4 separate regions of the Homo sapiens genome follow, and all the other regions are linked to region 1. A link is a contact called in ENCODE Hi-C or POLR2A ChIA-PET data. All regions are on one chromosome and are shown on one strand. Each heading gives the region's core, a stretch centred on a gene start or an enhancer-like site at or near the end of the contact. The rest is flanking DNA. Distances are from core to core; before and after follow the strand shown.

What was found. Hi-C counts contacts between places; a loop is a spot of excess contacts on that map. ChIA-PET counts read pairs that join two places held with the same protein, here RNA polymerase II (POLR2A). Pooled maps may share reads with other maps.
Region 2: a map of PC-3 shows a loop between it and region 1 (11-fold over the local background). The contact joins the promoter of SAR1A here to the promoter of P4HA1 in region 1. A Hi-C loop is called at or near these places in 1 of 168 maps with a recorded cell type or tissue (PC-3) and 6 of 50 pooled maps. POLR2A ChIA-PET finds 5 or more read pairs at or near these places in 2 of 52 experiments (PC-3 and activated B cell).
Region 3: a map with no recorded cell type shows a loop between it and region 1 (8-fold over the local background). The contact joins the enhancer-like site here to the promoter of P4HA1 in region 1. A Hi-C loop is called at or near these places in 1 of 37 single-sample maps with no recorded cell type and 2 of 50 pooled maps. POLR2A ChIA-PET finds 5 or more read pairs at or near these places in 1 of 52 experiments (PC-9).
Region 4: a pooled map shows a loop between it and region 1 (7-fold over the local background). The contact joins the promoter of VDAC2 here to the promoter of P4HA1 in region 1. A Hi-C loop is called at or near these places in 6 of 50 pooled maps. POLR2A ChIA-PET finds 5 or more read pairs at or near these places in 6 of 52 experiments (CD4-positive, alpha-beta memory T cell, PC-3, WTC11 and 3 more).

What each region holds. Positions count from the first base shown.
Region 1 is chr10:73,095,537-73,098,152 of GRCh38, reverse strand. It overlaps P4HA1 (prolyl 4-hydroxylase subunit alpha 1), which reads left to right and starts at 1,287. Exons shown (of 15, transcript NM_001017962.3): 1 at 1,287-1,387. RefSeq lists enhancers at 837-906, 1,151-1,906 and a silencer at 937-1,266.
Region 2 is chr10:70,169,204-70,171,819 of GRCh38, reverse strand. SAR1A (secretion associated Ras related GTPase 1A) reads left to right here and starts at 1,306. Exons shown (of 7, transcript NM_020150.5): 1 at 1,306-1,407. RefSeq lists enhancers at 812-891, 1,025-1,681, 1,682-2,340 and a silencer at 1,022-1,381.
Region 3 is chr10:70,499,616-70,502,231 of GRCh38, reverse strand. The region is part of intron 1 of PALD1 (phosphatase domain containing paladin 1); the gene reads right to left. Among named protein-coding and RNA genes, the nearest start is that of PALD1, 22 kb to the right of the region's middle. RefSeq lists enhancers at 1,772-2,531, 2,532-2,616. Within about 2 kb of position 1,315, at least 8 of the 41 ENCODE cell types and tissues checked have a DNase peak (open chromatin) inside an H3K27ac peak, as active enhancers do.
Region 4 is chr10:75,209,482-75,212,097 of GRCh38, reverse strand. VDAC2 (voltage dependent anion channel 2) reads right to left here and starts at 1,302. Exons shown (of 10, transcript NM_001391963.1): 1 at 1,160-1,302; 2 at 909-964. The coding sequence starts at 939. RefSeq lists silencers at 1,029-1,398, 1,419-1,728 and enhancers at 1,373-1,667, 1,398-1,979.

The sequences.
Region 1 (2,616 bases), core at 38-2,537:
GTTCCATCTGTATCACAGGCATGTAGTCTCTGGAAGACCTCACTGTATTGTTATTAGAGTGAAAAAGGCAGTAAGTCTTAGTATGAAAATAAAGTCTTAGTATGAAAATAATTTTGACCTTATGGATTCCCTGACTACGCTTTCAGAACCATTGATTTAGACATCATTATATCTACTTTTTAGTTGCCTAGTGCTCCCAGAGTACCCTCTCTCTCTTTCTGTAGCTATATAATCACTCACCTCCTGCGTAAGTCAAATGTTAATTATTGCTATACTTTTTAGCATACATGGAAAACTTTAGAAACCACAATTCTTAATGAATAACAAGTCTTAGCAACTCATTTTTCTCTTTAACTGACAAGGAAAAAATTATCTTCTTCATTGTATTCTCCCTCATAGTACAGGGAGATATAAAGAAACCCTTGGTTTGGGGTTACTTTATAACTAAGGCAAATGTTAGACTAAGATCAAACGCAACATTGGGTGCCTTATATAAATTAATGTTACTGGAGAATCTAATATTTACTAAGTCATTTCTGTGTGTGAGGCATGTGTTAAGTGCTTTACATACATTATCTCATTTTATTCTCACAAGAATCTTACAAGATGGGTAGTACCGTCATTTCTATTTTACAGATGAGTAAACGGATACGGAGAGGTTGTTAATGCCTAGTGTTACACACAGGATTGAGGCAGGATTTGAATTGAGATAACCTGACCCTGGAGCTCTTAGTCTATTATCTACTGATAAGGTATAAAGGTAGGAGATAGAGCACGATTAGTATAAAATGAGTGCTGAGATGTGAGAGGAACAAGACAGCTGAGATACCAAGACTGAATCTCTATTATTTTCCACCCTAGAAAAATTCTGCTTTATTTTCTACACTCCCACGTTCCTCTTCTCATTTTTAAGATACTTTATTGCCGGCGGCCTCGTCGCTTAGGCCTGACGCGGACCCTGAAATCAAGGAGGCAAACTGAACAGGAGCGGGGGAAACCCCGTGGTAACCACGGTAACGGTGGCGGGGCGAGAACCCTGCGCAGGCGCGTTACATCCCACTCCCGCTTACCCACACCACGGCGGCCGGTCCCAGCCACTCCTCTCGGCCTCAGACTCCACGGGCCGGCCACGGGTGGGGGCAGCAGGGAGGCACGGGCTTGGCGCCTGCGCAGTCGCCGGGGCGCTGGTGTGATCGAGCTCACGTAGCGAGGGCTGCAGTCGCCTCCTCCCTGGCGCTGCCATCGCGGCCTAGAGGTTATAAAAGGGCTAACGGGCTCCCTCTGCTGCCCAGTCGCGCCGCCAGCGGGCTGAGGGTAGGAAGTAGCCGCTCCGAGTGGAGGCGACTGGGGGCTGAAGAGCGCGCCGCCCTCTCGTCCCACTTTCCAGGTGAGACGCTCCCTCGATCCCGGAGACTGAGGCCACTGGGCAGCCGTGGACCTTCTCGGACGGCTGCGGCGATCCATTCCTTCCCGCTGTGGTGGTACTTCTGGGGCGGGGGTTCCCCAGGTTACCACAGCAGCCTCGGTTCCTTCCCCTCGGGAGACTCGGCCCCTCTCCCTGCGCCACGCGACTCCCGGCGCCCGCGCTCCTTCGTGCCCCCCTTCCCACCTCTGTCCCTAGTGCGCCTCGGACCGCTGGGGCTGCTGCAGCCTCAGTCCCCGCCCTAGGGACCAGGACTTTCTTGAATTTTCCTTCCCGGGGAGGAATCACTCTGTTGCTTTTTTTTTTTTCCAAGTTCCCCTGCACCTGGTCCTCCCTAACGAGGCTAAGGGGAACGCAAGCGCGGGGCGTGGGCTTTTGGCCGCCACAGCCGCAGATGGTTCGCATGTGGCGGTGGAGAGCGGATTTTAAGGCTTGGAGCTGGATCCGCAGCGCGCCAGGCATTTTTGCCCTATCGAAAGTCGCCGGGAGCTGGGGGGACCTCCCCAGAAAGTTCCGGCTGAACTCATCTGTTGCGCGCAGCGGTGCAGCATTAGCTGCCAGACGTAGCCCGGGGCGCCGAGCTTTCTGCTCGTAGCGCCGAGGAAGTAGGCTCTCAGGTCACCTCGTCGTCAGGGAAGCTTCCTTCCCTCTTCTTCCCCATAACTTTTTTTAAAAAGAGACAAGAGCTCTTCTCTCAATCTCTGTCTCTCTGTCTCTCTCTGCCGAGAATTTGCAGCTTTTAAAAGTCCACATCAGTCCAACAAATTCCATGGTTGTGTGAGGATTTTGAGTTGGATTACATGGCTGGCCCCCGGATGTATGTTTCAATGGGGAGGAAGGATGGTATGATAACTGTGAGACTCTTTCTCCTAAATAATCGACTCTGTTACATACAAATTCAATGTTTAGACACTAACATCTTACGCGTTCCGGATAGAGTGAAGACTCTTGGAATTTTGCACTGTTTTCTTTAAGAAAGGGTTGAAGAAGCAGCTAGATCCTCTTTTAGGAATTGATCTAAAAGGCCAAAGAGACTTGCCAATTTCCACTTAACTGTTTCTGGTTTCTCCGAGAGCAGTGGTTCTCGGACTTTCGCTTGGAATGCACTCGGAGGGGATGAAATAGCCACTACGTGAAGGGGGGAGGGGCAAAGACGTGGCAGCAGCGTTCTTTCATCAATTTTTTACTCTTTT
Region 2 (2,616 bases), core at 57-2,556, 2.9 Mb after region 1:
CCAACAGGGTTAGTTCCCACCTCCTTGTTCTTCATTTTGAAAGCCTGTTTCTGGACTAGTTTTGTTTGGTTTTCTATACGAATTTTAGGAACAAATAGGGTAATTAAAAAAAAAGAACGAAACCACACACGACCTATTAATCCTATTAGTACTTTTATTGGGATTATGTTAAATTTAAATTTTACTAAAGGAGAATTGAGATCTTCATGAACCCACAGACGTCATTCATCTTTCCATTAGACTGTTTTATTTGTAAAATGAGAGTAATAATAGTACCAATCTCGTGGGACTGTCCTGAGAATTAAATGAGAAAATGCATGCGAAATATACTGGGGTGAACACGTTGCTTTGCCACTTAGCTGTGTGAACTTGGGCATGGTAGGTTATTCTGAACATTGCTCTCTCATTTGTCAATAAGGATAATACTAGCATCTGGAGTCACAGGACTCCAATGACGGTGAAATTAGACAAAGCGTGCAAAGTACCCAGTGCTCTGCCTGGAACATAAGTGCACAATAAATATTAGCTGTTTTTCTGTTTTTCTAAAACATAGGCCACCCCAGGGCAAGGAAGTGCGACTCAAAGCAAAAGCAGCTGGGCGCGGTGGCTCACGCCTCTCATCCCAGCATTTTGGAAGGCCGAGGCCAGCGGATCACTTGAGGTCAGAAGTTCGAGACCAGCCTGGCCAACACGGTGAAACCTGTCTCTGTAAAAATACAAAAAAATTAGCCAGGTGTGGTGACATGCGCCTGTAGTTCCAGCTACTCGGGAGGCCGAGGTATGAGAATCGCTTGAATCCGGGAGGTGGAGGTTGCAGTGAGCCGAGATCGCGCCACTGCACTCCAGCCTGGGCGACAAAGTGAGACTCCGCCTCAAAAAAAAAAAAAAAAAAAAAAAAAGCAAGGAAGAAAAAAAGCAAAAGCTTGGAGGGATCCACCTCAAGTGGAGGGCCCCAAGGTCAACTCATCTTTCCCAGGACCTATGTCACCGTCGGTACCCACTTCTGACTTTCCTGGTGCGTCTGGAATGGGAAGCCGCGATCCCGAGTGTACCAGGCCGCTCAGGGACTCCAGGACCCAGCCCCGGACCCAGGGTTCCGGCGCTGCCACGTCTCGCGCGGTCAGCTAGCCAGACGGGAGCAGGCGGGGCCGAGGCGGGGCCAGACCCCGAGCGCGCTTTGTCACGCCTTATGCCCGCCCCTCCGCGGCCCGAGTCGCTGGTGGGACGGCACCGGGGCAGAGAGGCGTAACGCTGTGAGGGGGCGGGGCCCATTACGCGCCCGGAAGTCCCGGGGAGGGGTGTGACGTACATCCGGCGAGTAGCTGGCGGTCCCGGGTGCTGCTGGTTAGTGTGCTCTGAGGGAGGGTCCGAGCCAGCCGCTGTTTTGCCGGAGGAGCCCCTCAGGCCGTGAGTCTGAGGGTCGCGTCGGGGAGGGGAGTTGGGGCTCGAGGGGCTGGGACGGAAGGCGGGGAGGTCGGAGCGGAGGCTGGCCCTGGCGGGGTTGGGTGGGGGGGAAGTGACACGCAGGCGGTTCTGTGGGGCCGCGGGGCTGATTCTGGGCGGGGACGGGACAACTTGGCCAGATCTGCTCCGTCCCCTGCTGTCCTCTTTGCCTGGGGTCCACTTGCATTCCGCTCGGGGGTCTCGCAGCTGCTGGGCCGGATAACAGTTTCTTGTCTGTACCGTGCGCTCCGGTTTACGAAATGGCTCCATGTCCTCTGTCTCGGAAGAGCCTCACAGCCCTCGGTGAGGCGGGTGGGAGCCCTTTATGATTATCCTTGTTTTGTAGACTCGGAGACTGAGGCTGGCCAAGGCTCCGCAGTTAGCGAGTGTGAGCGCTCGAACCTGGTCTACAGGCCCCTAGTCCAGGGCTTACCCCCAAGTCAGCGCTTGGTTGTCTTCCGATGGCCCGGGTCGAACCCTGTATTTTCTCCTTCTCCCTTCCCCTTTTCCCCTGTCTGGTCTCTGCATGGAAAAATTTCCTTATGTGCATTTGACATGGATTAGCGTTTTCTTCACGATTCTAGCCAGTGGGTCAGGAGCATCTTTGTCTTGTTGATTCCATCGGCTTCGGTTGCGACAGGGGGCTTAGGGAGATTCGCCATGGGGCTGACCTTTGACATTTACCCCGCAGCTAAGCAGAGTTAGCTAAAAGCCAGCCGCCTACTACCCCAAATCTGCCTGGAATGGCGTCTTAAAGTTGCCCTGATTATGTATAACAAGTAATGCGTAAATTTTTAAATTGGCTAATGGTCAGATTGGTGCCCTCCTTTTCTATTAACATTTGTTTGAATCATTTAGCCCTGGAATTCGCAAGTTTTCATTTTAGGTACATTAATAGTGTTTTGTTGATAGTTTAGAGACCTACCTTAAATTTTAGATTACTCTTAACTTCTCGTAAGGTGGTACAATGGACCAAGAATAGAAAATAAATAGAATGCTAGTTATTAAAATACCATTCAAAAGATGTGATGAGTTGTAAGGAAGAGAACTTCGGAAGATCATCCTCTGTGTAGTTGGTGGGTTAAAGAAGTTTTAGTTTTTTTTTTTTTCCCCAGCAATTTTGTGGTTTGGGTTTGAATTTTATGTACTGTTAACAGGAAGAGCTTAGGCTTT
Region 3 (2,616 bases), core at 66-2,565, 2.6 Mb after region 1:
GGCAAAACTAGTCTATAATGTTGGAAGTCAGGCAAGAAGTCCTGTTGAGAGCAGGAAGAGGGTGTGGTGATGGGATACAGGAGTCTGTATTTTTTGTAGAGATGAGGGTCTCACTATGTTGCCCAGGTTGGTCTCGAACTCCTGGCCTCAACTAATGCTCCTGCCTCAGTCTCCCAGGGCACTGGGATTACAGGCATGAGCCACTGTCCTTGGCTCTTTTATGGATGTCAAACTTCGAATGAAATAGCAGCTTATTTACTGATGTAGAAAAATATCTACTATATGTCTAGTTTAAAAAAAAAAAGACACTACAGGATTTTAGAGTTTTGTTCCATTAAAAAGGGGGAGGCCTCTTGTATACAAATGTGCATGAACACAGGTATGCATGCACGCACGCACACACACACACACACACACAGAGTAAAAATGTCTGGAAGGACAAATCTCAAAACATCAATGGTGAACCGTACTTATCTCTGAAAAATGGGATCTCAGATGATTTTTCTCATCTTCCTGGATATCTTTATTTTCTCTCATTTCCCTACAGTAAACATACACTATTTAGAAAAAAAAGAAAGACAAAAAAGAACTACACAGTGGCCACTGACACCAGCAACCATGGTTCTGCAACAGCTTCACAGCCCAAGGGACCCTGACCCCACGGGGTGAGGACGCTCCCGAGGTGCCACTGCTGGAACGCTCAACACCTTCTCATGGGAAAACTGGCCAGTGGGGTAAGAAGGAGCTGCGTAGACGCCAGCGCTGTCCCTCACCAGAGGCCCATGGCTTGGCCTCTCTGAGCCTCGCTCTCCTGCAGGGCAGTGAAGGTTAAATAAGGCCATGATGTCCTGGCCAGACCAGGTTAGTTCTCAGGATGGTTCTTACACTCAGGTTCCCCCAGGTTCCATGGAGGCCCAGGGAGGCCGAGAAACTTCCTCACCTCATGCAGCAGGCCTGTGAGGCCTGGTTTTCCCCAGAAACAACCACAGGAGGCACCCTGGCCCACACAGTCCTCCCCACAATTGGAGTGTGGTCTGGAGGCCTGACCCCAGGAAGTTCTCTCCCCTCCCTGGGCCTCAGCATCCCCAGGAGTAAAAGGAGCAGGCTGGGCATTGCACTTGACCTCATGTAGCCTCCCTCAGTGGCAGGAAAGGTGGGATGGCTTATCCAGACAGGAAGTGACCTTGCCGGATGAAAGACAGGCCAACATTCCATCAGGAGCCCCCACCTGCTGGTGGCCTGTGGGGTCATGGGAGCCAGGAATGGGTGGGCATACAGAGGCCAAGGAGGAAACAGGATTTACTGCAGAAGGCCAGGCACACGGCAGACCCCCGGCAGGGAAGTGACTTCATTTCACACATTGTCCTCTTCACTTCCGCCCCTGGCATGGGAGGAACTTAACCCTAAGAGGGCCATATTGCACCGGCTCCAGCCAACTCCACACGGACCAGAGCAAGAGAGTCCAAGCTTTCTCCTTCCCCCACCCCTATAATCCCCAATCCACAGATGAGGAAACTGAGGCACAGAGAGGCTGACAGAAGCGCAGGGACTCCAGCACCTTTCCCATTATACCGAGCTGCACAGTGGCGGAAGACGTTAACTAATGGTCGGGAACTCTGGGAAGGCTTCCCGAAAAAGGAACAGAGCTGGGACTTAAAGGATGAGCAACATTTGATAGACCGGAAGGGGGAGGAAGCACACTCTGCACAGAGGGAGCAGCATAGAGAGAGGTGCCTCCTGTATAGTATTGTGGGAAGAATTAAGGTGCTTGTGAGGCCAGAATATAGGATGAGGTGGGGTAGGCCGAACCCCAGTCCCTGGGGACCATGCCAGGATCTTAGGTGTTGCTCTGCGGGGTGTGATGTGCTGCCCAGCTGTGGCAATGGGAGAGAAGCACGACCACGGCCTGTGTCCACCTAGTGGGGCTGCAGGGAGGAGGCACCATGTGGAGGCACCTGAGCAACAGGGTGGGTACTGCTCTGGGACATCTGGGGTGCAAAGCTCACCCCACCAACCCCAAACTAAGAAAGAAGTTCACAGTTCCAATAGTACCACGTGCCAAGGTACCACACACCAGACCAATGAGCAAGCAGGGCGTTGAATGCAGACTGTGTGGGCTCGAGCCTTAGCTCCACCACGACCAGCCTGATGCCCCTGACTGAAGCTCCACCTCTCTATGCTTCAACACCTGTCAGTGAAGTCCATGCCCACACCCACCTCTGAGGCCATGAGGACTAACTGAGAAAACCCCTGTACAGATCCACCTGAGTGTCACAGCTGGAGCGTGACAAAGAGTCACTGCCATATCATTTCTCCAAATAGCCCTGCAGCTACAGATTGTGGCCATTCTGATGCATCAGGAGGCTGAGTGACTTGGCCTAGAACCCACAGCAAAGAAACAGTGGAGCAAAGATTCAAACTCAGGCCGTCTGGCCCTGAATGCCTAGGCTCACACCAGCCCATCAGGCAAAACAAAACCCACAAGAATGAACCTGCACCTGCCAGCTGTGGCTCTCCAGGCCCCCGGGCAGCTTCGGGCAGGGGAGCAAGCACTCCACCACCTCAAACCTCCAGTGGCAGAGGGAGGAGCAGGGAGAAAATGCCAGGCCACGGGAG
Region 4 (2,616 bases), core at 53-2,552, 2.1 Mb before region 1:
GAGCTACAATAGAACTATAACGACCCATAAAGGAGATACCACCAACGAATTATTTCTAAAACAGATAACCATGATTATACAAACTTGGGGAATTCGTTTCAAAACGGAAAAACAGTCTATTACCTACAGCCTCACTTCCTAGGACTGGACAAGTACAAAGAATCAAACAAGTATTTGTGTGTATGGATATTTATGTATCTGCCAAAATTCACTGAGATGAGCTGATTTAACTAAATTAGATAAAACCGAAACCTAAGACTAGGCCCTTTACCCTGATACGTCCTTTAATATCTTCGCTGAGGGGAAAACCAACACCCTGGAGTGGGAAGAGAATTTAATACTGGGAATTTAAATATTGAAACTTGGAAAAAATACTGCCATGTGTGTTTCACTCAAATGTCTACATCAACTAAATATCAAATAGCGCTTCAAACTTACTAATGTGACTCTCAAGTCCTCGGCCAATGCTGTGCTGCTTAAGGGCAGGCAATCTGAGCTCATTACACCAGCTCATTCATTCCACAAAGCACGTCCACGCCCTTAGGAGCACAAGTAATGACCTTGCGCTCTCACAAGAGGGACTGCTACTTCCTCTAGAAAAGTGATTGATCCGATCCTCCAAAGGCAGAATCCCCAATTAACAACTTTTTACTTCTATACGTCAAAGACATGTACAAAGGCTGAAAAGTCCATGCGGCCACAGACCAACTCCCCGGGCCTTGTTCCCCATTTGAAATCCAGCAGCCCAGCCCCTCCTCCGCAGAGGAGGTGGTCAGACGGTGGGGCGACCACCAAAAGCAGCCGAATTTCCAAGTTCTTGGAAAGATAGGGGGAAACAAACTGGGTTTCTGGTCGACAGGCTTCGACTCTCCGCCGCCCCATCCCGCAGAGATCCCAGCTTTACTTACGACGCGCGCAAGTCTGTCCGTGGGTCGCCATGGCGAGGCCGCGGGAAGAGGGGAATCTGCGGGAGGGACAAGAAGTGCGGTAAGCTGGGGTCAAAGGGCCAAAGGGAGATCCCGGGCAGAGAGGGGCGAGGGGCCGCGGGGCAGCGCGGCCATCTTAGGAAGCCAGGGCCGACTCCGAGTCCGGCGCGGGCCTCCGGCTTGGCCGCCGCGGCCTAGGCCCCTGGGTCGGCGTGAGGCGGGCGCGGCGGTACCTGGTGGTGTCCTGAGGGGGGCCGCCGCCACCGCTCCGCTAGCTGCTGAAGCCGCTTGGCACGCTCGCGGTCGGGCTGCAGCTCCAGCAGCTGGAGGGCGAAGTGAAGGAGACACCGTTCCGCCCGCCGCAACCCTGTCCTCTCCCAGACAGGACCCCGCCGCTGCCCCCGGGGCTGTCCGCCGCGCCTGTCCCTGCAGCGCAGCCCGCTGCCAACTCCAACCTGCTCCAGAGCGGCCACGTGGACCGACAGCGCCCCGGTCCTGCAGGTGGGCTGCCTCCGTCCGTCGGTGGGGATCCGGAAGGCAGAAGCTGCTGGGCCTTGGATCAGGCAGCTATCCGGGCAGCCTCAGAGGCGAGGGGGCGGGGAACGGCGGAGGCAGCGCGCTGGGGACCGCCTGGGAGGGGGATGGGGCGGAGGCCCCGCGCGAACGCGTCACGGACGGGGCGGGGCGTCGGCGCGTGGCCGGGGCGATAGGGCGCGGCTGCGCACCAGGGTCACGTAGATCTCTCCTACTCCCCTTACGCGCTGGTGCGGGTTCCCCCCCGAAACAAAGCCCTGCATAGGGTGCCTGCGGGGAGTCAGCTGAGCGTTACCCACGTCCATCCTAAGCTAGCGCAGCCTGCGCTTCTGAGGGACCGCTTCTCTTTCCCAGCCCAGGGAGAACGAGTGGGACACAGGGGCGCCACCTCCAGCCCCTCGCGCTCTTCTGCCCTCTTTTCCCACCTTGGTGTGACTGCCTTGCTGTGCTGGGTTGTGTGCCTGAGAGGCTTTTTGGGACTGCCTCTCCCTGAACAAATGTGAGCGGGTCCTAGCGTGCCCCACCCATTTCCACGCCGCCTTACGCTTTCTCTTCCGCGGCTCCTCCCCACTCAGGCATGGCACTGCTTCACACACGCACGGAGCCGGAGCTTGGCGAGGCAAGCCTGCTCCGGGCCCAACCTCCTCTGGATTATGGGCCTGGAGAAAATGTGGAATCATGCTGAGCAGGCGTTAGAATGCCGCACCCGAGTTCCCCGGGTGTGCAGGAAGGGTGACAGAGCTATTAGATAAAATGTATATGGGAGACCGTTAGTTTAGACTGACCTCCTGCATTAGGCCCATCAGACCAAACCAAAATGGGGTTACTCATGCTGAAGTTTCACACTACCACGCCAAAGCTAGGATCTTTATCTGACCTTCCAAGAAATCAGGAGAGAAACAGATGCTAGCCAGATCCCCAAACAGGCTGGGCGCGGTGGCTCACACCTGTAATACCAGCACTTTTGGATGCCGAGGTGGGCGGATCGCCTGAGCTCAGGAGTTCCGGACCAGCCTAGGCATAGTAATACCCTGCCTCTACCAAAAAAAAAAAAAAAAAAAAAAAAAATAGCCGGGCGTGGTGGCTGGCGCCTGTAGTCCCAGCTAATTGGGAGGCTGAGGAGGGAGGATCGCTTGAGCCTGGGAGGTTGAGGCTG